Regions from separate parts of the Mus musculus genome. Here all the other regions are linked to region 3. A link is a loop called in an ENCODE intact Hi-C map of the cell type or tissue named here. Cell type or tissue: left cerebral cortex. All regions are shown on one strand. Region 1 overlaps Rora (RAR-related orphan receptor alpha). Region 2 has its middle 60 kb from the start of Gm22169. Region 3 holds the start of Rora (RAR-related orphan receptor alpha).

Evidence for each region. Hi-C counts contacts between places; a loop is a spot of excess contacts. Peaks named below come from ENCODE experiments on the same cell type or tissue, not always from the same donor. Only the 100,000 strongest peaks of a DNase experiment are listed, where the experiment ranks them.
Region 1: a loop joins it to region 3, with 6 times the contacts of the local background. A loop is called at or near these places in 8 of 42 quality-filtered maps.
Region 2: a loop joins it to region 3, with 6 times the contacts of the local background. A loop is called at or near these places in 3 of 42 quality-filtered maps.

The regions. Positions count from the first base shown.
Region 1 is chr9:68,714,034-68,722,033 of GRCm38, reverse strand. All of the region lies in intron 1 of Rora (RAR-related orphan receptor alpha), which reads right to left. Among named protein-coding and RNA genes, the nearest start is that of 9530091C08Rik, 47 kb to the left of the region's middle. In left cerebral cortex, a CTCF peak has its summit at 4,864 (motif pointing right); DNase peaks (open chromatin) are centred at 3,425, 4,476 and 4,878.
Region 2 is chr9:68,397,031-68,405,030 of GRCm38, reverse strand. No RefSeq gene overlaps it. Among named protein-coding and RNA genes, the nearest start is that of Gm22169, 60 kb to the left of the region's middle. In left cerebral cortex, no CTCF peak of the experiment used is centred here; DNase peaks (open chromatin) are centred at 1,330, 1,797, 2,663 and 3,831.
Region 3 is chr9:68,650,193-68,658,192 of GRCm38, reverse strand. It overlaps Rora (RAR-related orphan receptor alpha), which reads right to left and starts at 4,407. Exons shown (of 11, transcript NM_013646.2): 1 at 4,221-4,407. The coding sequence starts at 4,386. It overlaps Gm31325 (a long non-coding RNA gene), which reads left to right and starts at 4,402. Exons shown (of 2, transcript XR_379584.1): 1 at 4,402-4,468; 2 at 4,785-5,126. In left cerebral cortex, CTCF peaks have their summits at 3,443 and 4,423; DNase peaks (open chromatin) are centred at 4,271, 4,396, 4,597, 4,914 and 6 more places; H3K4me3 peaks cover 3,350 bases; H3K27ac peaks cover 3,272 bases.

The sequences.
Region 1 (8,000 bases), 64 kb before region 3:
TCCCTGCCCTGATGCTTCAATTAACAATGTTTAGGAATTAATAGGATTCTAGATCCTGCTTTCTATACCAGACGCCTCCTTTCATGGCAAAACATTCTGAGCGCCCTGAGGTTTTATGGTCTCGAGTTTAGTTATGAAGTAATGAAAGAGCTAACACCTCAAGGGGCCGCTCCAGACATTTTCCAAGGCCTCCTGTCTACAGCCCTTAGGATGTTTGCAACAGGTCTTCTTAATGCCCGCTACTTGCTACTTACAAAACCTGAAATACAGCCCCTGTCACTGGGGAATCTGGCAGAAGACAGAATTGATACATGCTTCCTTTAATAGGGTCAGAAGAGGTCTTCCCCTTTATGTGTCACACACTATGCTCAGCAGAGGAACTCTTCACACACAGGAACCCCACGGACATTGGATGATCAGTCAGTGAATAAATAAATCGGGGTCCATGGCTGCAAGTATCAGTGGAAACCAGCATTGCTAATAAATTCCATCCATGCCCCAGACACTACTGAAATTCTACCTGATATTTTCATTTAACTATCAGTTTATGTGCCTATCTATTTGTGTGCACATGTCTATGTCTCATGGGAGGCGATGGATGCAGAAATCAAAAGGGTAAAAGAAGCCAGAAATGTTAGTATATTAGTAGGTACTGATTGGTCAGGGCTCATAACATCTAGACCTGTGTATCATGGTAAATGTAGAATCTTATGCCTAATCAGAGGCAATGCATCATATCAAAAGCCAGAAATCCCTCCATCTAAGGGCCTTAGAAGATTCTAGAATATATAAAGTTAGGCGAGGCAAGGAAAGAGTACCAACCAATCACCCACAGACATGATTCTAATCTTCAAGTCAAAATAATTCTAGAGGTGTACTTTCTATTTTCGAGGGTAGGGGAAGGATGCTAAGGGAAGAGGCTAGATATTGAGGGCCAGGTGTGTGTGGAAGAGGTGCAGATATTGAACATAGAAGCTGCATAGCTGGGTCAGGGAATCAGGGCTGCTGGTTTTCTCTGGGGCAAAGGTTGCCTGCATAGTTCATCAGGGAGAGTTGATATCCCTGTCTCATCTCAGAGGCATCCTGCATCTTATTGGCCACCACAGCTAACCCCATGAGCCACGTGGGGTATTTCACCTGTCATCTCTTTCTCCCCAGGGGGGATTTTATTTCCATGACTCCTATGGAGAAACTGAGGTTCAGCTGAGATACAATGACTTGCCCAGGATAGTGCAACAGGAAAGTGGGGCGTTAGGGCTATGATTCAAACTAACCCGTGAGTGTTCTCAATCAATGGTGAGGCAGCACAAGACCCCCAGTCAATGCTGGAACACTTTCCTATTGGAGATTTCATCCACTGAGGTCTAAAGGCCAGCCTGGGCAGGATCCATGACCTTTCTCATATCACAAACATATGGAGAAAGCCATCTGAACTATGTGTGAGTTGTTGCTTTCCCTGACACAATGATGAGGTTTCCTAGGCCCTTCAGAGCCACCACTGACATCCATTCTCTTCCTGTATCCTCAACCCCTTAGGGATCAGCATCATGGGATATGGGCACCACTCAGATGGGATAACATGCTACACATCAGATCAACTGGGAGGTTGAGGGTGGAGAGGTCACAGAACTGAAGGGCAAGACAAGTTCCTGTTTTCCTAAATAATCAGCTGTCACTGTCTTGACAAGATTTACACAACACTAAAGAGCATGCCTGACTTAAGGAGGCCCTGCTCAGGGAAAAGGCGAGGAGTGGGTTCTAACTAGGCTATCATGCAGAATGCTATTAAATCCCCACAGGCTTCCATTGTCCTTATGTAAGTCCCATGAGTCTGTACGAATTGGCTCTACCAAGCCTTCCCCTCCAGAGAAGTGAGAGCTACACCTCCTTGTTCCAACTCAGACGTCATGGTTCTTGTTTATTCCAGATCAGTAAAGGCTAGAGGAACAATTCTTTCTGTAGTAGGTCTGTAGATGCAATAGAGTGCCCCTCCATTAAAAGCTAAGGAAATCTAGAAGCATAAAGAATGATGTTTAGAAAATTAGAAGCAATATGGAGATAGAATGGAAATTGACAGCTGGGCTAAGTAACTAGAGAACCCTTTCCAAGAAGCCCCTCTTCCCAAATCCCACGTGCCAATCAACACCAAAGCAAGCCTAGCTATTTACTGCTCACACACGGGAAAATACAACACCCAAGAACATCCACTGCTATTATGTGTCAACTCAAACAAAGAAAACTGGGCTGCCCATGAAGAGCAGAGGGTCCTCGTAAAGACAGATGTGGAACCTTGCCTATGTCATCCCACACTGAACACCCCTACCCAACACCCCAAAATGTCTCCACACCCTCTGAGAATCCGGGTCCTCTCTACTCCTTCTTCTCAAGCTCAAAAAATAAATAATAAATAAATAAATAAACTGCTGTCAATGTGCAATGTGACACTCATGCGTTGTCAGAATAATAGTTCCTATTCCTCTCCCCTTCCTGCCGCTTCTGCCAAGGGAGTAGCTTCCCGTGTCAGTACCATGCCAGGCACTGAGCCGCACAAGGCAGCCTTCCTCGACTCTCAGCCAGGAAAATGCTACCAATTGAAATCTGATTGTGGATGCGGCTCTCACTGTCATCTGTTGGGGTGATTTCTTGCTAGAATGACAGTCCCATCTTCTTCACGGTTCAAAAGTGGCTGTGTGAATCCTTGGTTCCCCTCTGTCTCAGGAGTATTTCAATGGCTTTATAGCGGCTGTGCTTTAATATAGTCCGGTCCTTTATTAAACTCCTTCTTCCATCCTGGGCCTTTACTGCAGACTGATGCCACGAGAGTGGTTTGAAACTTTACCTCAAATAAATACCCATTCAAATTCTAATAGGCAAAACAGGTGAGAGATGTGGAGTCTCCCCCCACCCTGGAGAACCCTGGAGGTTCTCTAAACAGAAAGGAAACAGGGCTATGGAGAGAAGTAGATCTCAGCAAGCAGAAGGTCAGGGTGCATTATCCTGTCAAACCTGGAAGCAACCCGTTCTTTGTCACTGTTCAGGACCAACACTGAAGTTACAGGTAACATTTGCATTAATGTGTTATAAAGATTAATGAGGCATCTGAAGAGATCTCATTGAATCCCACAATTATTCTCTGTAGTTTATAGGTTTTTTTAATTAACTCACAGATAATATATATATATATATGTGTGTGTATATATATATATATATATACACATATGTGTGTGTGTATATATATATATATATATATCCCAGAAAGATTAAGTAACTTCTCTAAGGTTACAGAACCTAAGCAGTAAAACCTTCCCGCAGCCCGAGGCTGTGCTCTGAAACCACTCTCTCTATACACTGAGCTGCCTTCAGTCCTTGAAGGCCTCCGACTGGAATGATGTAAGAATGCGCAGTCTGGCCAGTGGGAGGATGCTCAGTACAGGGAGAAGAAACACAGCAAACAAAGTCAGAAGCTTTTCCTATTTTTAAAATGGGAGCTCTTTGGAAAAACTGTTTACTTATGAGGCCTCTGGGAACCCTGACAAATGGCTACAATCTTCCCCGACAGTGCTCTCGACATGGTAGATGGAAGTTTCCACTGAATAGCTATTACATGTATGTGCACCAGCAAGTCCCTTGGAATAGTAGGATAATTCACTATGTTTATCTTTCTGGTGCTGGTGCTAGTGCTGAAGAAGAGACCAAGATTATGGGCAGAGAGAGATGGGACAGGGGCAAGGATGAGCAGAGAGGAGAAAGGAAAGGAAGAAAAGGGGATGCCAGGAAGGGAGAGGAGGAATGAAGATAAGAACTCAACTTTATGCATCCCTGGTACTTTCCAGAAAAAACTGCATGCCCTGAGGCAGAAGAAATGGCTCATGGGCTAAAAGTGCTTTCAGAAGACCCTAGTTCAGCTCCAAGCACCAGTGTTGGATGGCTCACCACTGATTATAACTCCAGCTCCAGGGACTCTGACACACGTCTGGATTCCTCCCGCACTTACACTCATGTGCAGATTTTTGGCCCTAAGGTATAGTTACAGGAGAACAAATCTAAAACCTAGCTGTACAGGAATGGAATGCATGACCTCAGAGAGATCGCCATGCCCAAAGTCACAGAGCTGCTCAGAGGTGAAGCCAGAGGAAGGGTCTAACCTCGAGACTCCTGTGTATGTCAGTTGTTCTGCCTGTGTGAATGTGTCTGTCTTCGTTCCCAGGGCCTCCTCACCAGCACACATGGCTCTGAAGCCAGCGTGCACCTCTCCTCTTAAGGTCAGCCCTTCCTGGATTTACAAGAGACAGCCACAAAAAAAAAAAAAAAAAAAAAAAAAAAAAAGCCATAGTTGTTGATTCTGTCCGATTGGACACAGTGACAAAAGTAAGTCACAGGATCAGCCACAGCTCTGTTCCAGAAGCAGCCCTTGCAACGCCAATGAGTCAGGCTGCGGAATCAGCTGAAAAGAGAACTTTTGGAAGAATCATTGCTCACTTGCTTCTTAGCAGTTAAGTCTGTTAGACATCAACCTGCCAGGGATGCTTTTAAAAAGTCTTTTTATCCCTTCATTACAAGGCTCAAAGCTGTTGAGTCTTCTCAACTTCCAGCTGGACTCAGAGATCTGTGTATTCCTGGAGATAATTTTTTTTTTCTATCTGCTATATTTGAATGATTTTGAGTTCCTCAAAGCAGCAATGCCTACATCACTAAGACATTCAGATAAATATGAAATATTCAGTTCTTATGCAGATATTTATAGACTTTTAAAACTCTCAGGGGATGCAGACAACTTGACTAGGATTTTTTGACTCTGGTGAAGTTTTCTGCCTAAACTCTTAGGATCTGAAGTTTAGACCTACAATTTGGCCATGTGACCACCAGGTGGCGATAGCGCGTCACAACCTAGGGTCAATCAAGCTTGGGTCAGTGAGTTTTCTTCCCGCAGCCTGTGCTGAAAAAGCAACATCTTAAACACACTCTTCATTTAATTTCTTCCTACATTTATGAAGATTTTTTCCACACAGCACCTCCACTACCACCACTGAGTTAGGGCTTCACAGTCGGTGGGACTCAGGACCTTTATTTTATTTATCCACTCTTAAAACTTTTTCTTGTTTATATGAATATATCCATACCATTCCTTCCTTTCAACTTATCTCCAAACTAATTCCTTGCTCACACTCCATTCTAAGCTGCATACTCTTTCTCTCTTTCATCTTCTTTGTCTTGCTATTGTTTGTTGTTGTTCTTCTTCTCCTCCTCCTTCTTCTCCTCCTCCTCTCCTCCTCCTCCTCCTCCTCCTCCTCCTCCTCCTCCTCTTCTTCTTCTTCTTCTTCTTTTCCTCCTCCTCCTCCTCCTCCTCCTCCTCCTCCTCCTCCTCTTCCTCCTCCTTCTCCTCCTTCTAACCTACTGAGTCCAGTTAGTGTTGCCCATATGTACAGAGAGGAGCTGACTGTCCCTTCCCAGCATCCACCACCTACCTAAACCTCTCAGAGAGGGATGGAGTCTCCCGAGATTCTCTCCCATTTGGTCTGGAATGATGGCTGGCTTGATTATATAACACTAAAATTTTAACCTGGCACTCAGAGCCCTCCAAGGGGGCAGCAGCCTAACTATACAGACTCCACCCTCCTGACAGTCCTTTCTCTTTTTCTACAGCTTCCTCATAATCCATCCCTCCTGTAGTTACATGCAAAGCCAGTCCTAACGGCGGTTACTCTGCTGACATTTCAGGATACCCACCTGATGCCCACCTACCACCTCTACAAGAGTTGGCAGAGGCTGTTCTGACAAAACTCCATCAAAGGAGTCTGAAAAGCCTAGCATCCAATTAGCATCCATGAAAACCCAGAATGCCATTTCTGGTATGAGATGTGCAGACTACTGAAAAGATCTTAACAGTAACTGGAACTTCAACACGTGGAAGTAGCTACCTGGCAGTCCAATGGGATATACCACTTCACATTTCTGGAGTAAATAAACGATCTCACAGCCTGCGTTATTGAGCTAGCTGTATCTCTTGGACATCTTTCCATGTCATTAACTATTACTGGGTGCATATGACAACTCCCCCAAGAGACAGCTCAGTGGGAGGGAGGGGGAGGGAGGGAGTCAGGGAGGGAGGGAGGGAATCTGGACGCAAAATCAAAGCACTGAGTTTCAATGCTGATTCTGGAAGGTACCAGCTGTGTTTGGGCAATTGACTCTGAGCTACCATGTACAAAAGAACATAGCATCTGTCACCCATTCCCTGACCAGCCAAAGAGATAATTTATTAGATTGTGTCTAGCTTGGGCAAATCCTCTTGCAGGAACTTTTCACTAAGCACCCATTTCTCTGTCATATCTCCTTATCTTGCTGTTATTGCCGTGATACTGGAGATGAGACCCAAGGCTTCCTGTGTACTGGTGGGCATGTGGTCTGCACGCTTCACACCCAGCTGCCCTTACCTGAACCCCTTCCCTCCTCTCACCCCAACAGTCATTCTGCCACCCACCCAGTGGCTCTACCCATGGCTCTAATGTGGCACTCACACTAGAAAGGAAGCTGTAAAATGACTGAATCCTTCCAGCCAAGGACTAAGATGGCCTTAGATATCATCTTCCAGATGCCCCCATCTGAACAGTAGGTGGCCACTTACAGCCTCAGGCACCAATGGAGTTAAACCCAGCCTTCCTTTGTCTTTAACCAGCATCTCCAGAGTCTCACTCCCACTACCTTTACACAGCTCCAAAGCAAGTCTGGGCTTCTTTCTGTCCCTTGCTTGACTTTGATGGTCAAAACCATTCAATCAGGAGTGTGTCTCTTCAGGGTCCTGTGGATGCTGCTAGGCCCGTGGTCCTCCCTGATAGCACCTCAAATGGTGTTCTGTGCCTCAGCTACCCAGTTTCCAGGTTCTGCATTGTTAATTTCTGATGGAGATGAAGATTTGCTCCAGCGAAGATAAACATTTTCCTCCGAGTCCTTGGCCAGTTTCTTGTCCTTTCTACTCAGAAGAGAGGAATGGCCTAGCTGAGCCACCTCGGGGATTTTTCAGCCCTTTAAGATCGTTGTAGCCTTCCTGTTTCCCTGTTAATATTGGAGGTGGGTTTAACTCCTACTCGCTTCATGAGAAAAGCATGCCCTCTTTTGGCCTCTCCATCAGCTACTGATGGTACAGTGGATGCTGGAACCACTTCCTGTTCTCCTTCAGCAGCACCCTTGGCAACTTCCTTCTTTACCAAAAGCCCCAGAAAGAAGAAAACAGCATACATCAATAGTACCTAACAAAGAAAAGGAAAAATTCACATGATTCATCACCGACTTCTGACTTCCTCTGCCCGTGTCCCAACATGAACCTGCCTGCTGGCTCCTCCAGCCTGGTAAAATTGAAGAGATGGGCCAAAAGGAAGCCATATGACTTGGGCCACAGACTCGAGACATCGACTCCTGGAGAGGCAGTGTTTTAGTTCTCAGTGTGGGTTCTAAAATAGGACTTGAGGATGAATCCCTACTGCACAGGGACTGCCGCTCTGATGCAACGGAACTTCCTCTGTCTTTCTGATCTCTTCCTCTCATCTGCCCAATGGGTGTAGTAGTAAGGCTTTGTATACTTGACATGGTGAACACAGCTCTGTACAGTGAATCAAAGGGCAAAATACCTGCTGTTTCAACATTCTATGGCCAGAGCCTAAGCTGGGCCTGGTGACACTGAACATGAGGGTGCCCGTCTTACTCTTGTTCTCTGACAGAAACTATTCTCCTTTTTCTACCTTTTAATGCTTGTGTGTGCATGCGTGTGTGCATGTGTGTGTGCATGCATGTGTGTGCATGTGTGTGCATGTGTGTGTGTGTGCATGTGTGTGTGCATGTAAGTGCGTGTTCTTACATGTGAGTGGGTGTGCGTACATTTGTGTACTTGTATGAAGCTTCTCCTTTTGTCTTCAAATCCTCTCATCTCACCTTAATCTCCAGCTTCTTTGGTGACACTGGGCTCACCCAGATAATCCAGGACCCCACCTCGTGGCCAGGTCCCT
Region 2 (8,000 bases), 250 kb after region 3:
AGATGAGGAGGGAGCAGTGTGATCAAGTATATTTAGGAACCCAAGGGACAAGACAGAAGGACTGGTGTGTGAGGGAGTCTCCTGCTTTTACTACAAGTGCTTACAGGTGGGGCAGCAGAATTAGGCCCAAGAGTTGGGAGATCTAGGGATAAAGCCTGCTGCCTCTATTGACCTCCACTACGACTTTGGGTAAGTTACTTAACCATTCAGTGTAGCTGATTAAGCTCCCATAAAGGGGGTAATGAAAAATGTATGTGTATATATAGAATTTATTTATAATATATTTATTATATATATTACTTATTATATATACATATATGTGTGTGTGTGTATGTGTGTGTGTGTGTACATATACATATTGGTGTCATTAGGGAACCCTTTAAAGGACTGAGAACAGCAGAATAGCACCTTTCAGAAAATATGTGTTCTAAGACTGTGTCCAATAGTCTCTGGAACCCTTGACCTGAAGGATGCCGGTGTGCATGGGGTTAAGTATTGTCGGTGTTTTAACTGGGGTGGAGGGTTGTCTATACTGAGTTCAGAGTATACTCCAATGGCCACTATGGGTCTTCAGACTCTCAGTAAAGAATTTGTGACAAGTTAAAAAAAAAAGTTGGGTAAGAATTTACTAGTGTTTGTACCAGTTTGACATTGTTACTGCATCCATGGCACATGACCCTTTCATGTTTTGTAACCGGATGGATGGGAACTGGAGAAACAGAATAGCCAGGTACCAGAGAGTTGAGAAGCATTGAGGAGGACTATAGATTTCAGGATTTGTTTCACCTTAAAGTTTTGAGACATACAGTTGACCTGGCTGACTCCATATCAATGACATGAGGATACCTATAAGAAGAGCAGTCAATCTTTTGTAATTTTGAATATTCCCTACATGATGCTATTATGTAGTCACATGAGGCAAGTGGTGAGTGGAGTTTCCTAAATTTTAATGTGCAAGAAAATCACTTGTGACCTGATTGAAATACAGATTCATTAATTATAGAGTGGGGGGGTTTGCAAGCCAGCAACCTTGCAAGCTCCCAGGTAAGGCCCAGATTATGTGCATAGACCACGCTTCTCAAGTTAGATTCACATAAACTGTGAGCGTGTATCTAATCAGACTGTAAACACTCACAGAGCAGGGGTTAAGATCTGCTCTGTAGAAACAAATACAAAGGAAGGGTAGACAGCACCGAAGAGATGAACACTCAGACACAGATGCCAACTAGGAAGTAGCCAGATAAGACCTTAGCCCAGGACAACCAATGCTCATAATCACCATGTCCCCGCTGCACCGTATCTTTGTGGAGGCTATTTCTGGTGTTGATTTGGGCTTCCATCTGCTCTGTTTCCTCTCTTACCCACCACTCCCACCCCCACCCAGTCACTGGTTTTCCAACAAAGTAACTTGTGGAAAATTATATAATTCTCTTGGCTCAATTAAAAAGAAAAGCAAATGTGCCCATGTGGCAGTTTAACCCTAGGTAAACCTCGATGCCCCACCTCTGGATTCCAGTAAACTTGGGTAGGAGTTTCTTCTAGGAGTTAGGAACAGTCGGAGAGAAACCGACAAAGGGAAACAGGCTAAAACTAATCCTAAAACATAGCACCTCACAGAGTCCACGAACTTCTTCATTAGGGAATCTTGGTCTCCTAAGGGATAACAAGTCAGTAAAACCCTGTGTTGACATCCCAGACCAGGCTAGGCTACAGAGGGAATGACTCACAAGGTCCTTTCTGAACCCCTTTAACATTCAGCTCCATGACTTTGCAGCCATAGCCAAGAAAATGTGACTATCAGAAGACCTTGGCTGGGAGTGCTGTTCTCAGGGTCCTTGGGTCTCTTGATGTCCCACGTCATTCCTGCCTGGAAGGACAGCCAGTCCTGTCTCTGCTTCCAGAGGACTTTGAATGTGTCCCCACATCACACTAAAGTGAAGTCAGTGTATGAGACTCTCATTAGAACCTAAGACTTCCTAGTCCACGGTAGCCACATCTTACGTAGTCCAATGTATCTTTAGCTGCTAAGGGTACTGCATGGGTTTAGTCTGCAGAGCAGTTTGATAGACATACTTCTGTTTTCTGTGTAGAATCAGCCAACACTGGGATAATTCAGATAACTGGCAGGCACACGAGACCTGACAGGAAGTCCTCTCAAGAAGTCATCAGATCAACAAGGAAAGTAGCTGCTGGAGAATGAGAACTCTAGGTTGGAAGAAGACAGCAGACATATACAAGCAAGGAAAGATGATTAGAGTGATCTTCATGGTTCTGGGGTGGGCCTACACATTGCAGAGGTTGTTTGGCACGCAGCCATAATGCTCTACAGTCAGCCAAGGAGACAATAAGCCCTTGCCGTAAACATAAGGATGCAATGTTCAAGTCCTGTCCTCAAGCTCCACCCCAGAGGGTCTGCCAGAGGATGTTGGTGGGGGTTGGCTCCCGAGGTGACAGATCTGGAACGGGAAAGGACATGCACGTCTCCAAACATCCAGACAAGTTGAAGGACATACCTGTGTCTGGGGATTTGGCTGCATGGGGCTGGGGAATTGCCAGCTTCCCAATCTAGCTCCTGTCTTAATAGTGTTTTATAGTGTTTTATGTTAATTAAATGTCGACTGTAGGCATGTGCCAAGAGGCCCTGCAAAATCTGGTGCGTGGGGACAAGGGGACAATTGTACTTACTGCAGCAGCTGTCCCCAGATGCCCACAGACCAAAGTGTGAGAGGGAGAATAGCCCTCATCTGGGCTCTCTACAGAGCTCATTGGAAGTAGACATTAGCGGCAGAGGGGGCTGAGGACCAGGCTGGGGCTTCTGCTTAAATAGATAACAACAGGATTGGACTGCTACCTCATGCCTGGGCCTATGCCTTGTACCTTATCCCTCATCTCCTTGCTTCCAGTAGAAACTGCCTCTGCTGGTAAATTGAAATTGGAGCATATAGGAGGAAGGTAGAGACTGGTGCACAGCAGAGGCAAATCTGCCAAGAGTTTGGATCATGGAGGCACAGGCTGGTTTGCTTATTTTATAGCCTCAGGCTGCACAAGTCACATCTCACATATTAGAAGCATTTATTGTAGGCCAGACCCTATGCTGAGGCTGCACATGGCCCCACAAAGCTGTCCACAGAGGAAGAGTCCACTGTCGAGAGGAAATAGGAGAGGAAAGATGTTAGGTGGCTCTTGGAAATGATGCTTTCTAGGTGGAAGATAGCTCAGGTCGGGGAGTACTAACTTTGTAGCATCAAGATCTGAGTTCACCCAGAATTAAAAGATTTAGGTGTGGTGTGCATCCTTCTGACCCCGCATAGAGGAGACAGAGTCCGGCAGCTCCCTGGGGCTTGACAACTATCTTCAGGTAAAAGTCTCTCTCTCTCTCTCTCTCTCTCTCTCTCTCTCTCTCTCTCTCTCTCTCTCTCTCTCTCAAAATAAGTAAATAAATAAAGATGAATGGAGTCCTAAGGGACAACACCTGAGGCTGACCTCTGTCGTCATCCACACACATATGTGCACACAGATCTACATACATACACACAAGAAGTTGTGCCCCAATTAGAAGCAGGGCAGAAATTTCAGGCAGCTTTGCACAGGACTTCCTGTGTGCTTAAGCATCACCCCAGTTGCCTTCCAGCCTGTGAGTTTGAGGCTCTTCAAACTCTTCAGCAAGAAAGTTACAGTTACAGGCCTTCCTGAAGAGAATGAGCGTCAGTCTCCTCCTTCCACCCTCCCCTGCTGCTACTTCTCCTCCCTGCCTTCTGTGAATCTTCCCAATCCATGTCTACTCTCTGGGAGAGAGGGGAGGGTTATCTAGCGGCTTCTTGAAGCATCTTTTCAAGGCTCCGCCTCAGCGGCCCAAAGTTGCAGCCTTGTCCAAACTGTCAGAGCCATCTGCCTGCAGTCTGTGTGGCAGAAAGACCATCTGTCAGCCTCTGACCCTTGCCTGTTCATCTCACAGACCACTTGGGCCAGCTCCATGCTTGCTGAGAGCCTCTGAGGTTTCAGTCCATCTCCCCAACCTGACTGACAACTCCCAGGCAGCTAGAAGAGGGAGACAGAGGGCAAGATGAGCTGAGAAACCATGTTCTCCCTGGGAACACAAGCACGAAAACACACACACACACACACACACACACACACACACAAACACATACACACACACACATACACACGCACACACACAGCGGGGGAGGGATGGAGAGAACATACTTTCTAGTTTGCAACATTTTCTGTCATTCCTTATTGTAAGCCGTGACTCATCACAAATTCTCTCTTTATGGTATAGGGGATACAGGGCAGGAATGAGCACCCTAATTCTGCCTCATCAAGTTAAGTTGTAGAGAGTCAATGAAAATGTCAACATTAAAGGATTATCTCAAAGTATTGTTCATGGTCCCTTGCCTGTAGCCCTGAAGCCTAGGAGCTCCCAGTCGAAGCTGCATAGTAGAATGCTTGCAATATAATGTCAATGCTTGGGGACTGTCACAGGCCAATCAGTTCTGACGCCATAAAACAAGGACTAGAGGTGGCATTTTGGAAAAGCTTCCTAGATCACTCAAATAAGAATGGTGAAGTGAGATTGAGTTACCACAGAGATGTGGGAAATAGGAACAGTTAGGAAGGAGGGAAGCAGAGGGCAGGAGGCCCTGTTGGACAAGGATGATTTCGACCAGAGGATAAAGCAGGCATGATGGATCTATAGTGAAGATAAGCATGGTGTTTGGGGAGGGGAGAGGCTGTGTACTAGGACATAAGGAGAGGCGGTGAGTACTAGAGAGGGTCCATGATGGGGAGACAGTGGCTGCTTCTGTGGATGCATGAAGCAGGTAAGAATAGTCTAGATCCTTTCCTAACTCCTACTAGAGGTTCACTGAAGACTTTTAAGCAATAGAAACAGAATATCTGGCGTTGTATTCTAGAAAAGATTACCTTGGTTCTATATGGAAGGTGGATTACAGTGATGTTGTTGAGGAATTAGAGGGCTAGGTATAGACACAAGCATAAGGGCCTGAGTTCTATCCATACGTAAAGAAACCAGTCATGCTGGTACACACTTGTAATCCAACTGCCAGAGAAGCAGAAACAGGCAGAGCTCTGGGGTGAACTGATCAGCCTGATTCCCCAAACTGAAGAGTTCCATGTCAATGAGAGATGCTGTCTCCACAAAACCAGATGGATAGTGGTCCCGAGGAGCAAACCTGACCTTTGGCCTCTGTGTGTACACACAGATGCTGCACAGACATGTCCCCAAAGTAAAAGACCTGGAACAGAGAGATCAGTTGGGCTCTGCAGGATGGCAGGAGGGGTACAAGGGTGGAATTAAACTAACAGTGTGCTTTGTGATGCCAGGAACTTTGATAGACAGAATTGTGAAGACAAAAAGCTAACATGCTATAGGGAGAAAAAAAAGTCCTGATCTCCCAAGGACAGGGTAGCAGCTGAACCAACACTGACAGATGCCTAACTCTGGACTGCTCAACAGAGAAAATAAAAAAAGCATACCCATATTTGTGATAGCAATTGTAGTCTAGTTTCCATTATAAGAAGCATGGGGGTTGTGGGCTGTTAGAACTACTACTGTGTATCAAGGCTTATTCCCCAGGATATATAAAAATCAGTGATGTTGGGGTGGGCTAAGGCTCAGTCATCAGAGCGCTTGCCTAGCGTTCATGAAGCCCTGGGTTTGATCCTCAGCACTGCAAAAAGCAGATGCCGCCCCTGCTGGTAATCTTAGCATTTGAGAAGTGGAGATAGGAGGACCAAAGTTCAAGGTCATCCTTGGGTACATTGCAAGTTCGTGTGTGTGTGTGTGTGTGTGTGTGTGTGTGTGTGTGTGTGAGAGAGAGAGAGAGAGAGAGAGAGAGAGAGAGAGAGAGAGAGAGAGAGAGAGACCCTTATTTACACCTAGATTTAAAATAGTTTGGAGAATTTGCTTCCAAAAGTTGAGAGAACCAAAAATATCTCAGAACCCCAACAGAAGCACGGACTGGCTGCTCCTTTTTGGACAGGACCCACCATCAAGAGCATAGCTCTGGAGTAGCTAAAATTTGATGCTTCCAAATATGACAGTCTAAGGCCAACAAAAACAAGCTGGGGGAAGTGATCTCTTAGGGGAGGGAGAGGGTGTTGAGAACCCAGTTAGGACTATGGATAGGGGGAAAGGGAGATAGGGAACAAGTGAAACTGTCCCCCTACCTCAGTTTTCATGGTTTCCAGGACCATGCTTTCTCAGTTAGAACTTGCAGTGGGACCACAAGAAGAAAAAGGAAGGGCATCGTGGCTGGGGCTAGGGCAGGTGGCTGATTCCCTAGCAGAGAGCCCAAGGTCCCAGCAATGCACAGACCCTGCAAACTCTCTACAATCCAACACTAGCAGCTAGCAGTGGAGGTGGGCCAAGGCAGGGAAGTTTCTCCTTCCAAGGTGAGTGGGAAGACAGACACCTGACATTGCAGGTGGAAATACTAAGTGGAACTTATTTTAACACATCATTTTATCAGTGGTTAAGTGATATTGTACTTTACTTTTATTGTCCTTGCATCAAGTAGCGATCTGATCTAGTCTAAGCTCTCAGTCTTTCTTAAATACCACATGAGAGACACCATGCTTGAAAAACTGACTTATAAAAGAAATTTATTAATATTTAAGAGATGTCCATATAAAGTTTGAGGGGGGTTGGGATATAGCCCAGCAGTAGAGCACTTGCCTATCCATGGCCCTGAGTTCTGCCCCCCTCCCCCAACACTGAGAGATAGATAAGTTAAATGAAGAAAGAGATGATGGACAGAAAATGGGTCATATTTACAGGATTTCAGTAAATGTATATATCATGCAGTGATAAAATCAGGACAGTTCGAATGGCAGCCATTCTTAACATTCATCAATTTTTATGAGAACATTCAAAACCCTCTTTTAGGCAGTTTGGAGTTTGCAAGACCCCACTGCTAACTTCAGTGACCCTACTGTGCTGCAGACCACTAGAGCCTATTTTTGTGTCTGGGAACTAAGGCTTGCCTGCAACATCTGCACATTGTAATAAGAAACATGCATATTTAAGTGAACATATTTTGGGTCACTAGGTACTGTGACATGTCTTGACATTTAATGCTTTGGACATCTCATTTTGACTCACTGGATGAATAAAAAAATATTTTTTTAATTGAAGGCATTGTATTTTGGGGTTAAAAAATTCTCATTTCACCATGAAACTATCACCCAGAAATAAGTGTATTTTTCATGCAGAAGACTACTTTAAAAGTCTGGAAACTATATCTAAATGGAGACCGCCGAACCTTTTCATTTTTAACTCCCCAGTTTTATGAAGTAGAAGCAATGATATTTAGAAGAAATATTCTGAGCAGTAACCAAGAACATCTTAGGTACTCAGAGCACACTATTCAAAATTATTAAGGGATTTATTTTGTTTGACTTATGCGTGTTGTGTGCATATGTATGTAATGTGCATGAAAGTATGTCCCATGGTCCACATGTCAAAGTCAGAGGACAACTTGCAAGGGTCAGTTACATTACCTGTGGTCAAGGTCTAGGTCAGGTGCGCCCATGCTCTGGGCCTTTTCTCTAAAGGATTAGAAATAAGAGCTCACAGTGTTTCGCAAAGAAACAAGATCATTTTGTTTGAAGCTAAATGATAATAAATATTAAAGAATGACAGCTGGCCACATGAGTGAGTGTACTCTAGCAGCCTAAGCTATAACCTGGAGTCTCTTTTTCTGGGACTGAAAGGTTTCTATGTGGTATAGTTTGGTTGGTTCTCTGCTTTAACAGATTATGTAATCATCTCTTTGTTGTAAATGTCACTCACCACAATGTATCTGATTTTAATTATAAGCATGCCTAATTATGTATGGGCATAAGATGGTAAATAGAGAATTCTCCCTAAACACTACTAGAAGACAGTCTTTCTTTACTACGTATATACCCAAAACTAGTTCAGGCCAGATCAGTGCTTCTAACGTTCATACCTAAATACATTTGGGACTATACTT
Region 3 (8,000 bases):
TTGCCAGAACCCAGGTTCTACAAAGGCATCCACCATACTTCGGGGTTACAAACAGACTTTCTAAAGACCAGGGCTCCTCAGAGTGCCACTTTGAAAAGAGAGAATGGGTGTGCTTTAACTATTTTAGCCACTCGGAACTCAAATTCTAGATTAATAATTCATTTCTTTACAAGAAATTAGGAGGAAGCAACAGAAAGGTTACCCTAACTATCATGAAATGCATTTTCTAAAATTATTCCTTTGCATTTTAAAGAGTATAATTATAAATGCTTTTATGAGCAATTTCCCAGAAAATTCAAGTCCTTCAATTAAAAAAGAAAAAAAAAGTTTATCCCATTCCTCTGGCAAAGGAATTTTTCTCCCAACCAGAGAAACTAATCTGAACATTCATCTCTAGAAAAGTTGCCATATCTCTAGGTAGGAGAACCTTCCAGAACATCGATCAGCAGGGGCTGGCGAGAAGGGCAAGGGAAGCATTTCCAGAGTGTAGGAGTTAGACAGTTCCAGCATCTCTCTGGGTTGCAGAGCCATGCAGGCCCTGTTAATTGACTTTTAAGTCACTCTCAGCTGAGCTTCCAGGGGGCGGTCCCTCCATCCCACCCAGCTTCTCAGTGTTAATCCCATCCTTTGGTTTTGATTTTTTCTCTCTCTCTTAGGTTGGCCTGTCCTAAAAGCCTTGCACACCAGTACTGGGAACCCACTCACTATGTGGTGCAGGGTCCTGTGAGGGTAACTTTAGTGATGTGCAATATGCAAGCTTCTGGTGCGCATATAATATGGAGATTCTGGGAAAGGGTTCCTAACAACAGTTATGTCACAATGCTCACAGCTCCCTAAAGCCCCTGAAAGCCACGTAAAATTAAAGATTCACGGTGGGTTTTTTCCTTTCATTTTTACCCATCATGTTGGTTCTTGCCTGTCTTTTATTTTCTTCCGCCTCTTTCACAGTGCTGTAAAGACAGGGCAGAGTGAAACCAGCTGTCATTAATACTTTCTAGAAAATCGAAGGGTTTCATTAAGACTGCTACCATTCCCTTGGAGTTGTAAGGAGCACAGGAAGATAAGCTTCCAGATTATGAAAGCACACATCTGATTTGGAAAGCCCAGGCACTGAAGGCCTCTAATCCGTTTCATACTTAGATTCCTAGGACGTAGGAATGTAGCAATAGCCTCAAATCTACCCTGGTAATATCTCATGAGGTCACATCAATGTCATGAGAATTACACCCTCCATCCCTATAGACTCCAAGCATCTGCCGGCTGCAAACAAGCCCTCAAAGCCCCTTGGAAAACGCCTCCCCGAGTCAGGAAGCTTCCCAATTCACCCAGAACCTTCACTCACCTTCCAGGAGGTGGCACAGGCTAATTGTGAGGTGGTGGTGTTTGCTTTGCGCTTTGAGCCTGTGCTTTTATGTTTTAAGTATTTAAGAGGCATAATCACCTAGTGTGTAGGTTAATTTCTTTCTGATATTGTAATTTATGCAACATTAATATGGGATGCCAGCTCCAATTTTCTTATGCTTACACTCCAGGAGCCGAGTTGAATATTCTGCCAACTCCATTACATCATCTAAAAACCCAAACATTTCCCATTTGCACAGCACTCACAACTACCCAGCATACTTACATAGTCTCTCTTTTTCTCCCAGATGCTCTCTCTCTCTCTCTCTCTCTCACTCTCTCTCTCTCTCTCTCTCTCTCTCTCTCTCACACACACACACACACACCAAGATTGGCAACCCTGAGAAGTAGATACTACATCTGAGGTCAAGGTCTGCAACTGCAAGTAGTTCCTGGAAGATATTACTATTGCTGTGTTGGCTAAAGGATGCCTCCATGTCTGACCTTCCTTTTTTCCATTCAGACTGTTATGTAACCTAGTGCCTGCGTGCCGGATGTGAGTGGAGTGTCTGGGCCTTCCTTCCCCCCTTCCCATTAAATCTCCTTGGAGAAACAGACAACAGACAGGTTTCTTCAAAGAATGGGGGTGGGGGCTCTAGGGGGTAGAGGGATATGGGTCAGCAGGCCATCCTGGAAGGTGCACATTGCTTCTATTTTTGTTCCTTGGATCTTTGGGGAGGCCGGGGGGGGTACCAAATTCCCCGGCTTTATATAATTTGCGAGTTACAGATTTGTAGTTGGTTCTGCAGCCTGCCACCCCATCTATTGCAAGAACACACCTGGCAGAAATGACACCTGAAGATGTTAATAAAGCAGGGGAGGTGGGGAGGGGCTAGAGAAAGAAGAAAGGCACAAACTAGAAATCAGAGCCACTTACTAGACACTGTGCACCCCTTCTTTTAAAAAAAAAAAAAAAAGCCTCCAAACACATGAAGGGGATTTTCTCCAGCGTTTCTGATTAACCCTGTTACATAACCCGCTCGCATTCCAAATCTCGGGCTCTAAATAGACTCCTTGCAGCCAAAAGCTCTGCACAAACTCGCAGAACTGGTGGTCCGTTGCGGCCGCCCCCCACCCGAAGCCTTCACACACACCCCTTTCCTTTCGTCCCGGTCCTTGTCGCCCCCATTCCCCTGATTCAAACAGAGCCTCGACACACTCTTCGGAAATCGCCTTTAATTAAATGGTACCCCACCACCACCACCAGCAGCAGCATATGTCATCCGGATGGCTTTTACTGTACTTGAATTCCGTGAATGGGAAAGCTCCCGGACAGGGGGTGTGGCTAAGGTGGGGCGGGAGGGGAGAATACTGTAAAACAGCCAGCACATGATCAGCCATGTTCCTACCTCCAACTAACACATCCAAGAGGAAGGGAGGGGCTCTCGGTCCCCCCTTCGTCTCCCCACAGACCCCATAGCCGCCAAACCTGGCTGGAGAGATCCACTCTGTCCCAAGCCCCTGGGTGGCTCGCAGGAGCCTGCTTCCTCCGGAGTGACAGGCGTGATTTATACATTATTTACAACAGTAATTAAAGCTGCAGCTTCCTCCTGCTCTTTGCAAACTCCAGGAGCATTCAAATAAATAATCCCCCACCCCCGAAGGAGGGGGTGGGGATCCCACAGCAGCTTCTGACACCTTTAAGAAAGAAGTCAGCTCCCCCCACCCGCGCTCCCCCGGTTAGACCACTTTTGGAAAACGACCGGAGAGGAGCAAGCACCCTTGTCTCCCCAGGTCCTCTCTTTCACACACTCCAGACACCAACACAAAATGAACCAAAGGCCCAGGAAGGGCTGCCTCCTTAGCCCTGGCCAACCAGCACTCAACTCCGATCAACCCCAGGTTCCGGCAGAAACGCTGGGCATCGCGGCGAGCGGAGGATTCCCAGAGCAGAAATAAGTTTGGGTGCTTTTCTCGGCTTTCTCTCTCGGCTTGTTTGCCTCGCAGCCGCTCCCTCCAATCGCGCGTGGAGCGCCCCACTCCACCATTGCCCTCCCTCCGCGCGCTGCACACGCCCCCTGCCAGCCTCCTCTAGGACTGCGGGCTCCGAACCCACGGCTACAAAGTTGCGCTTCTTCCTTTTGCCCGGCGGGGAAAATCAACTCCACAACATCCCGCGCGCTGGGACCCGGATCTCTCTGCCTTGTCCTCCAAGCCTACCCCCAAGAGCTGCAGAAGAGAAGCTGCCCGCGTCGCCCCCCTTCCGCCCCCTGAGACTTCTAGGTCTCTCACTCCTCCCGAACCTCCAAGCTTTTCCGGGAGAGGGAGGATTCGAACACTTCTCGATTCCTACCGCGGGGTGGTGGGGATGGGTATGAGGGAAACTGTCAAAAGCAGAAAAGGTAACCGAGAAAGCGAGTAGCCACAAACAGACCCCCTCCCCCTTCTTAAAAGGACACTACCGCTTTAAAAGTTTCTTTACCCCCACTCCCCCATCTCGGTTTCTTTTTGGTGGGGGGAATCGTATTTAATTTGGATAGCTCTTCTTTGCAGAAAATAAAACATGCAATCAAGGGGGAGGTGGGGTTGGAGTCGTCTGGCTGTCAACGCTCGGGTCCGTCCCCCATTGCCCTCTCCCGCAAGCCCAGCACTGGCTTGCAAAAGTTTGCAACATTTGTGGGGGGCCGCGGGGGGAGGGGCGGGGGTGCCGGTCGCTCAGGGCACCACGATAGGCTCGCGCGCGCGTGCACCGGTCCCGGGGACCCCGCGTGTCGCCCGCTCCCCGAGCGCGCGCTCCCCCGGGGTGCCTGGTCCCCTCCGGGCTCGGCGCACCGCTCCCGCCGCCCCCCTGCCCGGAGCCTGGTCGCAGCGTCTCCTACCTCGGCTGGAGCTCGCATAGCTCTGCCTGCGCCCCGCGCCCGGTGCCTCGCTCTTGCGGCCCGTGTCCTGGGTCAGCGGGGTCTCCCTGGAGCCCGCGGCCGCCTCCGAGCCGCTGCTGCCCGGTTCGCTGGCGGCGGGGTCGGGGGCTGCCGGAGCTGACTCCATGTTTTTTTTCCCAATGTAGAGATCGGCGGAGATGGCGAGCTCCGAGACTCCCTCTATCTTCTGTTTTCAGAGCGACTCTATGGTACCAAAAAAAAAAAAAAAAAAAAAGGAAAAGGAGACGGGCGAGAGCAGGAGGGACCTAGCCAGGCGAGAGCGCGAGCGAGCGCGCGAGTGGCGGTGGACGCGTGTGCGGCCGAGAGGGGACGTGAGGCGGGTTTGGCCACAGGCAGCGCTAGCGAGAGCGTCTCCAGCCGGCCCCCGCACCCACACTCTCCACCCTCCAGACCCCAGACCGGGAGCTACACAAGGCTGCCAAATTTGGGAGGTGGAGAAGAGGGAGGGAGGAGAAAGATGGGGTGCCTCCTGCGCCCCGATCCTCCCTCTCCTCTTTAACCCAGCTACAGAAAGGATCGGTCGGCGACGTGTGGCTCTGTCTACTTTTGAGATTCCCTCGGGGGCAGTAACTCGGTGTCTCCTATCCGCAGCCAGCTTGGGAGGAGGAGACAAATCCGGTTATCCGCGTTGGGGCACTCGCTGGTAACTGCAGCTCTCTGCAAGCTCGGTCCGAGGCTGGGGAAAACTAAAAGGGAATTAGAAGCTGACTGACAACCCTCTGGAAGGAGGAAGGTGGGAGGACCAGACGACAAACTTGGCGCTTTTTACTTTGGGATGGGACAGTCTGGGGTTTCCAGTCTTAGATATGACTGAGTCTAAAATAAATTTTGTGATTGTAGGATGCATATGTCTAGCCAGTAACTAGTGTTATGGGAAGAGGTCTCTTTCAAGCTCTTTTGCCGTGTTTTTTTTTTTTTTTTTTTTTCCTCCATGAAGGATCCAGAAACTGTTTGGCAGGCCACTATTTTGTGAAGAAAACTTTGGTCAGTTTGGTGAAGGACTTCTGAACCCATGAAAGGGGCCTAGCTGCATCTGAACTCCAGTGTGTCTGCTAGTTTCCTATTCCCACTGGTATTTTTGCTATTAAATGCACAGGCTCATCTACAGCAGACAGACATCCTGGAGAGGTATTAATAACGTCTGGATAATAAAAAAAATCCAGATAATTAACGAGTCTTATCTTTATAAGGCATGATTCTGAGCTTAACTCCCTTTGGAGCACACCCATCTACTAGCTGATACTTAAGGAAAGCTGAGAATTAAGTGCTTACCTCTACCCCAAACTCCAGTAGGAAATATCAGCACTAATAGGCTGGGTGGTGAATATCCTTATGTGAGAGCTGGCTTCTCTGTCTCAATAATGAAGCCACCATTTCCTTTTATTTCTGAAGATGCTAATGAAATCAGTTCATTTTTACACCCCCACCTTCCTTCCAGAAAACCTGAAAAATTTAACAACACAAATATTATTATCTACCAGAAGGTGGCAAAAATAAGTGTGTTTCAGGGGTGTGCGGTGGGGGGAGAATGGGGAGACATTGTACTTTGCTAATTTTCTGGTTTGGAAAATGCTTTTTTTAAAAAAAAAAAAAAGGATAAATCTAGTTAAATAGTTTAAGAAGGCTCCTCCCACACCCCCTGCCAGTTGCTGTTGATTGGTTATGTGGATTGGATTCAAGCACACAGTGATCTTTGCCATGGCCTGTGTATTCACCTGCCTAGCTGTGGCCCATTCTTCCAGATGATCTGGATGGGATGTGAAGGCTTCTAACACCTAAATCTGAGCTCTGCAATGATCCCTGGCCATAGACTATCCGCTGGTGCCTGTACACAGTGCTATAATGGTCTCCTCTATCTCAAATCAGATGGGTGGATTCCCCAGACTCATTTTCTGAGTAGCATCTACTCTCAGGACTTTCTATTGGTTAGCCTGTTGCTGATGTTCTTGCACCATCACATTTGACTTCTCTAAGTCTAAACAAACACTTCAAAGCACACAGCTTAATAGACAACTTCCTCTGGGACAGAAGTCTCAAAATACATCTGCTGGTTGTCTTAGAATATTGTTTTATTTTTTTTATTTTTATTTTAAGTTGTTACTTGAAACAGAGTTACATCACTCTCCTGTTTATTTTTTTACTCCAGCTCCTCCTAGTAACTCCCCCTCCCATTCCCACTCCTACCCCCCCCAAAAAAAGCTCTTGGTCTTTGATTACATTTGTTGCATATATATGCACGTGTGTAAACACAAATAAATATAAATCAAACCTGCTACGTCCGTTTTGAATTGGTGGTGTGTATATGGCTTCAAAGCTGACCACTCTGCATTGAACAACTAATTAAAGATGCTCATCCTGAGAAAGGCTGATTCTACCCCCCCATGTTCATAGTTACCTATAGTTCAAGTCTAGAAACAGGATCTCTTCAACGTTAATATCAATATCAATATTGATATCACTCTGGTTTTATTTATGTTGATTCAATGAGAGACTGTATCACAGCAGAGTCCCTACTCTTCTGGCTCTTCCAATATTTCTGAACTTTCTTCTACCATGTTCCCTGAGCCGTAGAGAGTGGAGCTGTGATGTAGATGTATCCGTTGGGGCCTTGCCTCCCCCATGATCTCTGCCTTGTATCCAGTTGTGGTTTTCTAGGTAGGGCTCCAATTGCTATAAAGAGAAGCTTCTTTGAGGAAGCTGATAGTAGCCACAGCTATCGGTGTTCATAAGGATAAACTGTAGAATGTAGTAATTACACTGTTGTAGCAAAGTGGTGGAGATAGATTCTTGTTGTTCAATAGCTTCCTTGATGGTTCTCCTTCAACCAATTGGATTAGGTCAGTCTAGAAACATCTTCCAGAAAAGAAAGTAAGGCCCTTCAAGCCTTAGTCGAGATAGAGGCAGATCTCTGTGAATTTGAGGCAATCTGGTCTACAAAGTGAGTTCCAGACTAGTGGGGATTACAGAGTGAAACCTTGTTTCAAAACAAAATGAAACACTGAGATAAAGTCTGCTCCCTTTGGAGAAAGATCCCAGAGAAGGGTGGGGGGCAAATTTCTCCTAACTTAACACAGTTGCTGTGTCTGAGTTTAAAACAATCAGAAACTCAAATGTGGTCCCCTAGGGGAAAAATAAAAGTGAGCTAGACACCTTCTTGCCTGTCAATCATTGCTAGTTACTAGAGTGTAAATCACCTGGGTTGGGGAAGCATTTGAAACTGGAAGAACACAGTGAGCAGGTCTATATTCTTTCCCTTCCTGGGGTCCTTTTCTGATTACTAATTAAGACTCTCCAGTTTTCCAGATATTTGGATAGACAGGAACCTCTTTTAGACCCTGCTCATGGAACAAAGGGCAACAATGTTTGCTTTTAAGTGATTTTTTCCCCTTACACTCAGTTCTCTGATAGGCTCTGGCTCAGAAAAGCTGCTCTCTATAGAGGAGATGAGTCTAAATCCATGTTTTGCTTTCCAGTTTCTTCTTCCTCCCCCTGTCCCCATACGGAGTCCAGGACCTCCTCACCAATCCCAGGTCCCCCTCCCTATGGCAATACTACTTAATTCTCTGCTAGGGTAATTACAGAGAACCTCCAAGTTCATTTGGAGTCTTGTCACATTCCAGTCCCTAACTGTCCTCATCCCAGTGCATCTGCTGGGTTCTATAACTCTTGGCTCTGACATCTGCACCTCCTTTTTGTTGTCTTCATTCAATATCAGACATG